2 separate regions of the Homo sapiens genome follow, and region 2 is linked to region 1. A link is an interaction called in ENCODE POLR2A ChIA-PET data of the cell type or tissue named here. Cell type or tissue: MCF 10A. All regions are shown on one strand. Each heading gives the region's core, and the rest is flanking DNA. Links, peaks and the distances in the headings are about the cores only. Region 1 overlaps ASAP2 (ArfGAP with SH3 domain, ankyrin repeat and PH domain 2). Region 2 has its middle 43 kb from the start of ASAP2.

Evidence for each region. ChIA-PET counts read pairs that join two places held together with the same protein. Peaks named below come from ENCODE experiments on the same cell type or tissue, not always from the same donor. Only the 100,000 strongest peaks of a DNase experiment are listed, where the experiment ranks them.
Region 2: POLR2A ChIA-PET joins it to region 1 with 5 read pairs; 4 of 35 experiments call an interaction of 5 or more read pairs at or near these places.

Annotation. Positions count from the first base shown.
Region 1 is chr2:9,268,152-9,273,526 of GRCh38, forward strand. All of the region lies in intron 1 of ASAP2 (ArfGAP with SH3 domain, ankyrin repeat and PH domain 2), which reads left to right. It also overlaps the pseudogene EIF1P7. Among named protein-coding and RNA genes, the nearest start is that of ASAP2, 64 kb to the left of the region's middle. In MCF 10A, for the core only: no CTCF peak of the experiment used is centred there; no DNase peak of the experiment used is centred there.
Region 2 is chr2:9,161,199-9,166,573 of GRCh38, forward strand. No RefSeq gene overlaps it. Among named protein-coding and RNA genes, the nearest start is that of ASAP2, 43 kb to the right of the region's middle. In MCF 10A, for the core only: no CTCF peak of the experiment used is centred there; a DNase peak (open chromatin) is centred at 2,393.

The sequences.
Region 1 (5,375 bases), core at 299-5,298:
CTTGTGTTGTGGGGTAAGTTTGTTCTCTTCCGTTGCTGTGTAGCATTCTGTTGTACGAATGTCCATCATCAGTTTATTCATTTTACCATCGACATTTCGGTTTATCCAGTTGGGGGCTGTTTTGAGGAGTGTTAGGACAGCCTGTCCATGTCTTCTGTTGTGGATGTATATTTACTCTGAGTAATTTTAATTTTTTAAGATAATACCAAAACACGCCCTTCTCATCTGTCCTTAGGCACACACTTTCCTCAGCTGTGACTTAGCTCAGACGTCTATTTGATCTTAATTCTTAGCGACACCTGCTATTCTTCAGGCCTGGCTTTATTCCCACAAGGGGGGAGGTTCGTTATTGCTCTGGCTTTAAACGGAGCCCACAGGTCACAGTGCAAGTCTACGCTTCCCAAAAGGCTTCTGGAAATATTTGACACTGTCATTAATGCTCTCTGTTACTTTCTGAAGAGTCGAATGCGTGGTGAGACAAAGCTGCCATCTGAATGTCTGTCTGACTCTTCTTGGCAAAGCCACCCTGGGGGCACGGACCTGGGTGTGTTTTGTTTTTTGTTTTGTCTACTGTCTTTCAGAAATGTCCCTTCTTCTCAGGCTGGCCTTTCGTCCGTGGAACGAGGGGAGAGGAGATAGGACGGGAGAGCGGAGCATGCTAGGGCTGCCTGAGTGCTGCAGGCCTCTGCTCTCCCCAGGGCAGCATCTTCGGGTTCTAAGAAGGAAGCCAGCCTCTTCCCACCCCTGCTGGTTCGCATTGAGAACTCAGGGTGCTGGGGACAAACCGGTGCTGTGCTGCCTGCAGTGTGGGCTCCCTGTCAGGGCTGGGAGGAGTGGGGTGCAGGGGCCGCTGGTGCTGTGGGAGGGGCATTTTGCATGGATCCTTGAGGCCAGGGCTCAGCAAACCTTTTCTGTGAGGGGCCAGAGATAGTAAATATTTTAGGTTTGGCGGGCCTCAAGGCGGTATGTAGGTACTTACATAAGAGAGGTGATAAATATCTACAAATTTTTTATTAATGAAATTCAAAATATAAAAATAATAATGGAGTACAATTTTTTGGTAATGCAGGTCTCCTAAGGGGAAGAGAGGAATTATTTTGCGGGGGGGAGGGGGCGCGCATAACATTTATCTTAATTAATTTGGGTTCAGTTGGTCTTTCCTGTGACCCTGTCCTTGCATTCATTGGAAATGTTCGTCTGGAAACACCCTTAGCTCACGGTTGGATAAAAGCTGTCCCGCAGGCCGTGTGTGCCCACCCTGAGCCAGGTCATCTCCTCAGATAGTGGGCTTGGCCCGCACCATTCAGCCTGTGGTGACACAGGATGGAGGCCCTGTAGGGTTCTGTGGGGGACCAAGAAGAGGTAGAGGAGCCCCCACATGGAGGAGGGTGGCCATGGGGTGATGTTGATGCTGAGCCCACGGGGGAACCATGGCCAGGGCCTCCGGGTGACCCCAGAGGTGGTGGCACCGCCCTCAGGCGGTACAGTGGGGCCCATGAACGGAGGAAGAGAAGCATGGGGTTGGGGACATTCAGAGGCCACTGTGCTGCCTGGGTGGCTGTAGCTCTTGCAGAAGGTGGCAAGGCCTGAGGAACTGAATTTGAAATTTGAATGAATCTTTATAGAAACATTCCTCTGTGGCTACCCTGTTGGACAGCACAGGTGTGGAAAATGAGTGAACAGCTTTGTGGTGGTCTCTCCTGTGGTGGACTTCCCTTACCCACAGTGTGCACCGTCCCCACTGTCCCCACACACTGTCCCCGTCCCCTGTCCTGGCTCCAGCTCAGCTGAGCAGCAGAGATTGGAAGAGGCCCCTCGGTAACTTGAGAGGAACCTATAGAAGAGTTTGGGAACTCCAAACAGATGCTTTTAAAGTGGTTTGAAACAGTAGTTTTCCTCAGAAATATTTGGGACACATCCCCCTCTCTGGTTTTTGTGATAAGTTCACTCTGTAAAACTTGTTTGACAAACTGAAGGTCAGCTTCCACCTGGCCCCTGAGAATTAATGAGGTCTGGCCAGGCGGCAGCTGCAGTGCAGGCCCTGCTCCTGTCTTGGGGTCTCTTCGGTTCTTGCCTTTGTTTGTGTTTTTTACACATAAGTTCCCGTGAAAGTTGCTTTTCCCCCGCTCTGAGCTGGAGTGGAGTTTTCGTTTGGGGAGCATGGTAGTTGAGAGCCTGGGTCTGGTTAGAATTCTCAGCCTGATGGGTAGACATCTTTGCTTCCTCGAGACTCAAGCTTTGTTATTTTTTGTTGCTCTAAGATTTCAGTATTTTTTTTTAAATTTTTGATTATTGTGGGTACGTGGTATATATTTTTATGGGGTACATGGGATATTTTGATACAGGCATGCAGTGCATAATAATCACATTAGGGTAAATGGGGCTTCCATCACCTCAAAGCATTTAGCCTTCTTTTGTGTTACATCTCAATTATACTCTCTTAGTTATTTTTAAATGTACAATAAATTATTGTTGACCTTTGTCACCCTGTTTCTATCAAATACTAGATCTTATTCATTCTGTCCACCTATATTTTTGTACCCATTTACCATCCCCACTTCCACCCCACCTACCCTTCCCAGCCTCTGGTAACCATCCTTCTACTGTCAGTCTCCATGAGTTCAATTGTTTTCATTTTTTTTTTTTTTTTTTTTTTTTTGAGACGGAGTCTCGCTCCGTCGCCCAGGCTGGAGTGCAGTGGCGCGATCTCGGCTCACTGCAAGCCCCGCCTCCCGGGTTCACGCCATTCTCCTGCCTCAGCCTCCCGAGTAGCTGGGACTACAGGTGCCCGCCACTACGCCCGGCTAATTTTTTTGTATTTTTAGTAGAGACGGGGTTTCACCGTGTTAGCCAGGATAGTCTCGATCTCGTGACCTCGTGATCCACCTGCCTCGGCCTCCCAAAGTGCTGGGATTACAGGCGTGAGCCACCGCGCCCGGCCCTGTTTTCATTTTTTTTTATGGCTCTTTTCAGTTTATTTCATGAAGGAGTTACACTAGTCCAAGTTAAAAGCGGACCCCAAATGGTTACATTATACAAGCTGTGAGGTTTTTAAACTTGTGACAAGGGACAGAAGGGAAATTCTACTCATTGCAAGGAAATCCTCACTTAAACTACAGTGAGCCACAAGCATTTAAACCCCATGAATCTTCAGCTGATCGTCCTTAGCCAGTCCAAGCTCTACGAGGAACTGGCATAATATATGTTCTTGCACCTGTCACCCTGTAGCTGAATTACTTCTCCATATTCTGGATGCTCAATTACAGTACCATTGCAGGCAAACTTCTTAAACGCCTTCACTGGTTTCTTTTTGGTGTAATCATCAGCGATCCCTTGGACAGTAGTAAGGGCCTTCCTGCCGTTTCTCTGTTGAATTCTTATATGGATATAATCCTCAGTGCCAGCAGGAAGCAGGTCATCACCCTTACTTGCATCAGCAAAGGAGTTTAAATAGTGGAGGTTCTGGATAGTGGACATACGATCCAATTTCTTTTTCTCGGTGGAAATGGTCTGCGGAAGACGGCGGGCAGAGGGTACGGAAAGTAGGGAAGCGACGGGGCCCAAGGGGGAGGCTGCTGAGTCCTCGGCAGTGGCTCAGTGACTGGGGTGGTTTTAATTTTTTTTTTTAGCTCCCACAAATAATTGAAAACATGGAGTGTTTGTCTTTCTGTACGTGGCTTATTTCCCTTAACATAATAACCTCTATTTCCATCCACATCATTGCAGCTGACAGGATCTCATTCTTTTTTATGGCTGAATAGTACTCCATTGTGTATAGGTACCACATTTTCTTTATTCATTCTTCTGTTAGTGGACACTTAGATTGTTTCCAAATCTTGGCCATTGTGAACAGTGCTGCAGTAAACACGGGAGAGCAGGTACCTCTTTAGTATACTGATTTCCTTTCTTTTGGGTATGTACACAGCAGTGGAATTGCTGGATCATATCATAGCTCTATTTTTAGTTTTTTGAGGAACCTCCATACTGTTCTCCATAGTGGTTGTACTAATTTACATTCCCACCAATAGTGTACAGGGGTTCCCTTTTCTCCACATCCCCACAAGCATTTGTTATTGCCTGCCTTTTGCCTATAAACCATTTTAACTGGGGTGAGATTATATCATTGTAGTTTTGATTTGCATTGCTCGGATGATCAATGATGTTGAACACCTTTTTGTATGCCTGTTTGCCATTTGTATGTCTTCTTTGGAGATATGTCTATTTATATCTTTTGCCCTTTTTAAAATTGGATCATTAGATTTTTTCCTATAGAGTTGTTTGAGCTTCTTACATATTTTGGTTATTAATTCCTTGTCAGATGGATAGTTTGCAAATATTTTCTCCCATTTTGTGGGTTGTCTCTTCACTTTGTTGATTGTTTCCTTTGCTGTGCAGAAGCTTTTTAACTTGATATGATCCCATTTATCTGTTTTTGCTTTGGTTGCCTGTGCTTGTGGGGCATTACTCAAGAATTCTTTGCCCAGACCAGTGTCCTGCAGTTTCTCCATTTCTTATAGGAGTTTCATAGTTTGAGGTCATAGATTTAAGTCTTTAATCCATTTTGGTTTGATTTTTGTGTATGGTGAAAGATAGAGGTCTAGTTTTATTCTTCTGAGCATGGATATTTAGTCTTCCCAGCACAATTTATTGAAAAAATTGTCCTTTCCCCAGTGTATGTTCTTGGCACATTTGTAAAAAATGAGTTCACTGTAAATGTATGGATTTATTTCTGGGTTCTCTATTCCATTAGTCTATGTGTCTGTTTTTATGCCAGTACCATACTGTTTTGGCTACTATAGCTCTATAGTATAATTTAAGTAAGGTAATGTGGTTCCTCCAGTTTTGTTCTTTTTGCTTAGAATAGCTTTGGCTATTCTGGGTCTTTTGTGGTTCTATATAAATCTTAGGGTTATTTTTTCTATTTCTGTGAAGAAAAGCATTGGTATTTTGATAGAGATTGCATTGAATCTGTAAATCGTTCTGGGTAGTATGGACATTTTAACAATATTGATTCTTCCAGTCCACAAATATGGAATATCTTCATTTTTTTTGGTGTCCTCTTCAATTTCTTACATCATCGTTTTATAGTTTTCGCTGTAGAGATCCTGTACTTCTTTGGTTAATTCCTAGGTATTTAATTTTATTTGTAGCTATTGTAAATGGGATTATTTTCTTGATTGCTTTTTCAGATTGTTCACTGTTGGCATATAGAAATGCTACTAATTTTTGTATGTTGATTTTGTATCCTGCAACTTTACTGAATTTATCTATCAGTGTAACCACCCAATGGGTTCACCTTGCCCGCTGCTGCCTAGACCAAGCTGATTTATCAAGACAGGGGAACTGCAGTAGAGGAAGAGTAATTCACGCAGAGC
Region 2 (5,375 bases), core at 130-5,129, 110 kb before region 1:
CTGTAGTCCCAGCTACTTGGGAGGCTGAGGCAGGAGAATCTCGAACCCAGGAAGTGGATGTTGCAGTGAGCCAAGATCATGCCACTGCACTCCAGCCTGGGCAGCAGAGCGAGACTTCGTCTCAAAAAAAACAAAAACAAACAAACAAACAAAAAAATATATGTATACTCACCTGCTCACAAATCCTCAGCTCAGGATCCATGTGTGAGAAACCCAACATAAGACCAAAATCAGATTTTATCTTTTCTACATGGATAGCTCATTTCCCCTGCTAATTTCCCTGACATCCTTATAAAACAGTCCAAACTTCTCCACTGATTGGGGATGGCATGTTTATTCTGTGCTGGCAGTAGTAGCTTCTGGTAGAGCATCTTTGCCCCAGGCACTGCAGAGAAGGGGTGGCAACCACCCTAGGGTCCTGCAGAGTCACTGTCCAGGCTGCTGAGGACAGTTGGCCGCAGCCCCCATCGGAGTCCTCCTACGAGGGACTTCAAATGTCAAGAATGTCCCACCGCAGTCCATATGATGTGTTTTAATGCAGATAGGACCAGAGCCTGAAGGACTTGTTTCTTTCAAAAACAACATACATTAACATGTTGAGGCAATAGTCGTAACCTCACTGTCCTAATACAAAAACTATATTCCCCTTCGTATGTCTTCCATTCTTTGCCAACCATGTGGTTCCCATCACATCATACTTACATTTTTGCAGTCTGTTTCTAAAATTGTATACTTGGCTGGGTGCGGTGGCTCACACCTATAATCCCAGCACTTTAGGAGGCCGAGGTGGATGGATCACCTGAGGTCAGGAGTTTGAGACCAGCCAGACCAACATGGTGAAATATAAAAATACTGAAATATAAAAATTAGCTGAGTGTGGTGGTGAGCGCCTGTAATCTCAGCTATTTGGGAGGCTGAGGCAGGAGAATCGCTTGAACCCAGGAGGCACATGCTGCAATGAGCTGAGATCGTGCCACTGCACTCCAGCCTGGGCAACAAGAGTGAAACTCTGTCTCAAAAAAAAAAAAAAAAATGTATACCATAAAATACTTCGAGGTTTATATATACTCTTTAAAATGATCATTTTTAACAGGCTGCATATTCATAAACTAGAATTTTTTTAGACATTATCTTGTGGTTGGATATTTTAGTCACATATAAGATTTTGCTTTATTAAGAGAACATGGCAGTGAACAAACTTCAATATTTTCCTACACCAGAATGCTGTGGTTTGAATGTTTGTCCCCTCCGAAACTCACGTTGAACTTGGACCTCACCAGATGTGGCCCCTCAACCTCTGACTTCCCAGCCTCCATAACTATAAGAAATACATTCGGCCGGGGGCCGTGGCTCACACCTGTAATCTCAGTACTTTGGGAGGCCGAGGCGGGTGGATCACAAAGTTAGGAGATCAAGACCATCCTGGCTAACACGGTGAAACCCCGTCTCTACTAAAATTACAAAAAATTAGCCGGGCATGGTAGTGGGCGCCTGTAGTCCCAGCTACTTGGGAGGCTGAGGTAGGAGAATGGCATGAACCCAGGAGGCAGAGCTTGCAGTGAGCCGAGATCACGCCACTGCACTCCAGCCTGGGTGACAGAGCGAGATTCCATCTCAAAAAAAAAAAAAAGAAAAGAAAAGAAATACGTTCCTTTTCTTTACAAATTACCCAGTCTCAGGTCTTCAGTTATATTAGGTTGGTGCAAAAGTAATTGCAGTTTTTGTCATACTTTTTTTTCTTTTTTTCTTTTTTGAGAGGGAGTCTCGTTCTGTCTTGCCCAAGCTGGAGTGCAATGGCATGATCTCAGCTCACTACAACGTCCACCTCCGGGGTTCGAGCGATTCACCTGCCTCAGCCTTCTGAGTAGCTGGGACTACAGGCATCCACCACCACGCCCAGCTCATTTTTGTATTTTTCATAGAGACAGGGTTTCACCATGTTGGCCAGAGGGTCTCAAACTCCTGGCCTCAAGTGATCCACCCGCCTCGGCCTCTGAAAGTGCTGGGATTAAAGGCATTAGCCACCGCGCCCAGCCTGTTTTTGCCATACTTTTTTTTTTAATGGCATAAAAAGCACCAACCTAATAGCAACAGAAAATGCACTAAGACACCAATGACGTGTTGTGTTTGTGATGACCCAAGAAAGTCTCCTGGAAGTTTATAGCTCCAGAGCTATAAAATATACAAAAATAGGCATTTTTTTAAGCCCTATACTCAGGTATGCAAAATGGTTCTTTCTTTAGTTTTTTGGAGCTAGACTTAGTTTCTATCTTTAGCTCCCATTCCTCTTAGTCACAGAAAATAAAATCTTGCCAATTCAAAAGTTTCTCAGTTGACTCATGATAAAATTAGACAATGTATGTGTTTCTGCTCCCCACTTTCTCCCTAGAGTTGCAGCTCTTCTCCCTGGGGCATTTTTGGCATTAGGGCATGGGGGTTGCATCTGGTTCCCCCTGGGCTGGCATCCGTAAAGACGTCTGCATGCCCATGTGTGTATTTCTGTAGGATGCTCCCATACAGAGCTAACGGTGTATCTCCTGAACATGGTGCTTGGTGCTTCAGATACCCATCCAGGTAACCCTCAAAACAACCTTATCGGGGTGGGGACAGTATTAGTCCCATTTCACAGATGAGGAGAATGAGGCACAGAGAGGTTATGTAATTTGCCCGAGTCACAGACCTATAAGTGGTGGGTTCTGGATTCAAGCTCTTGCATTCTGGCTCCAGAATCTGCCACCTCCTGTGGCCCCACCCATCAGGCCACCAGTCCTGAGGTCCCTACCACATTCCTCGTTCCAGGCCATAGGAGCCTCAGGTATGGCTTATTTTGGCATCCAGACTGAGCCTGGCTCAGTCACAAGAGGAAAAGCCTTTGGCTGCTCCCAGTGCCCCGGGGCAGGGGCAGCACTGGAAGGCGACCAGGCAGCTCCAAGCAGAACCCTCTGCCCTCAATCATTAGCTTATCTGAAGTTTCCTGCAACCCCTACCCAGCCCTGGGGCCCAGCCTGAGGAGGGCAGAGTCAGGCCCACCCCATGCCCCCTCCTGTTCCCCCTTCTTGGGTCTCCCCTCTCCACCAGCTCAGGACCCCTCTCCAGTGTGCCAGGAGGGTGGGGGAAGCACTTCTGCCTAATCACATGTGATTCTAAACCCTCCCGCCCTGTCTTACACCTTGCTCATAGCTTCTCAGACTTTACAGCAGTGACTCCTAGCCCTGACGCATGTCAGTATCACTTGGGGAGATTAGAACAAAACAAAACAAAACATACTGGCATCCAGGCCCCAGCTCCAGAGATTCTGATTCAATTGGTTTGTGCTAGGCCAAGGATGGGTATTCTTTATTTTTTATTTTTTATATTTATTTATTTATTTATTTATTTATTTAGAGACAGAGTCTCGCTCTGTTGCCCAGGCTGGAGTGCAGCGGTGCATCTCCGCTCACTGCAAGCTCCGCCTCCCGGGTTCACACCGTGCTCCTGCCTCAGCCTCCCGAGTAGCTGGGACTACAGGCGCCCGCCACCACGCCTGGCTAATTTTTTGTGTTTTTTTTAGTAGAGACAGGGTTTCACCGTGTTAGCCAGGATGGTCTTGATCTCCTGACCTTGTGATCCGTCCGCCTCGGCCTCCCAAAGTGCTGGGTTTACAGGCATGAGCCACCACGTCTGGCCAGGGATGGATATTTTTTTAAATCTCCCAGGAGAGGCTGGGCGCGGTGGCTCACGCCTGTAATCCCAGCACTTTGAGAGGCTGAGGAGGGTGGATCATGAGGTCAGGAGTTCAAGACCAGCCTGACCAAGATGGTGAAACCCTGAGTCTACTAAAAATACAAAAATTAGCCAGGTGTGGTGGCGGGCGCCTGTAATCCCAGCTACTCAGGAGACTGAGGTAGGAGAATTGCTTGAACCTGGGGGGTGGAGTTTGCAGTGAGCCGAGATCACGCCACTGCACTCCAGCCTGGGTGACAGAGTGAGACTCTGTCTCAAAAAAAAAAAAAAAAAAAAAAAGTCTCCCAGAAGATTCTAACATGGGTCCAGAGCCAAAAAAATTCACAGTTTTAAAACCAAGAATTTCATCCCCTGTTCTCGGGTTCTGCTATAACAACTTCCTCTTGGAGCCACGGAAGCCTTCTCTCCAGAAGGTGAACCAGGCAGTCGGGGGGAGGGATGTGAAGCAAGGTTCACGCAGCAGACAATTGTCTTTCTTTTTGTTCTTGCGGCTGAACCCCCTTCCTATATTTACAGAATTTCCCGCCTATGGGTCTTCATGTGAGAAAAGCCCTCTTCTGCTTCTAGAAGCTAAAAATGCCAGATACTCACTTCCCCAGCCTCGCTTGAGGCCAGTGCATTACATGTAGCCTTGATCTTGAATTGGAAATTCATAATGAAATGAGCAAAGAGCTCTCTGGCAGTGGCAACAGCTAACTATGGGATCAAATCTCTACCCTAATGGTGGCATCCTGGTGTAGCCAGCGGCCTGTGGCCAGAACCAGGGGTTGAGTGTCCTGGAGGACTGTTGCTGTTTTGCAGTTGGGATATGGCTCCGGCTGTGTACTGTCTGGGCCTGGCGCACCAGCCCTTCTGGAGATTCTGTGAGTCATCCCATTGCCTACAAAGAAGTCTTGTTCTGCTCCCATCAGCCAGATTTGGATTCTGTTTGCTTCAAAGCACCTGCTGGGTGCAAGAGTCAGAGGAAGGTTAAGAAAAAAAATGTGGCTGACACTTCACAGTGCCATCCAGCCACAGGGCATGACCGAGGAGCAGCACCTGGCTCTTTCTGCAGTCTCTGAGGTTTATTCAATAAACCGGAGCCACAGGCACCATAAGAATGGGCAGCAAGTCCGGGCACAGTGGCTCACGCCTGTAATCCCAGCACTTTGGGAGGCCGAGGCAGGCAGATCACGAGGTCAGGAGTTCGAGACCAGCCTGGACAATATAGTGAAACCCTGTCTCTACTAAAAATACAAGAATTAGCTGGGCATGGTGGTGGCGCACGCCTGTAGTCCCAGCTACCTAGGAGGCTGAGGCAGAAGACTCACTTGAGCCTGGGAGGCAGAGGTTGCAGCGAGCCAAGATGGCACCACTGCACTCCAGCCTGTAGGACAGAGTGAAATTCCATCTCAAAAAAAAAAAAAAAAAAAAAGAATGGGCAGCAGAATGCCTGCACTAGAATCTCCTGAGATGCTTGATAAATGTCAGATTCTTGGGCCTTACCCCAGAGACTGCTTTGTAGTCCGAGGGTTTGGAGCCTGTATTCCTGCATTGTTAATGAGCTCTTCAGGCAAGTTTGGGAATCACTGGACTAAATGGTGAATTTAACCCCCACTGCATGGGCCTAAAGGACTTGTTACAGGTGCAGAGCTCGCGTGTTTGGAAACAGA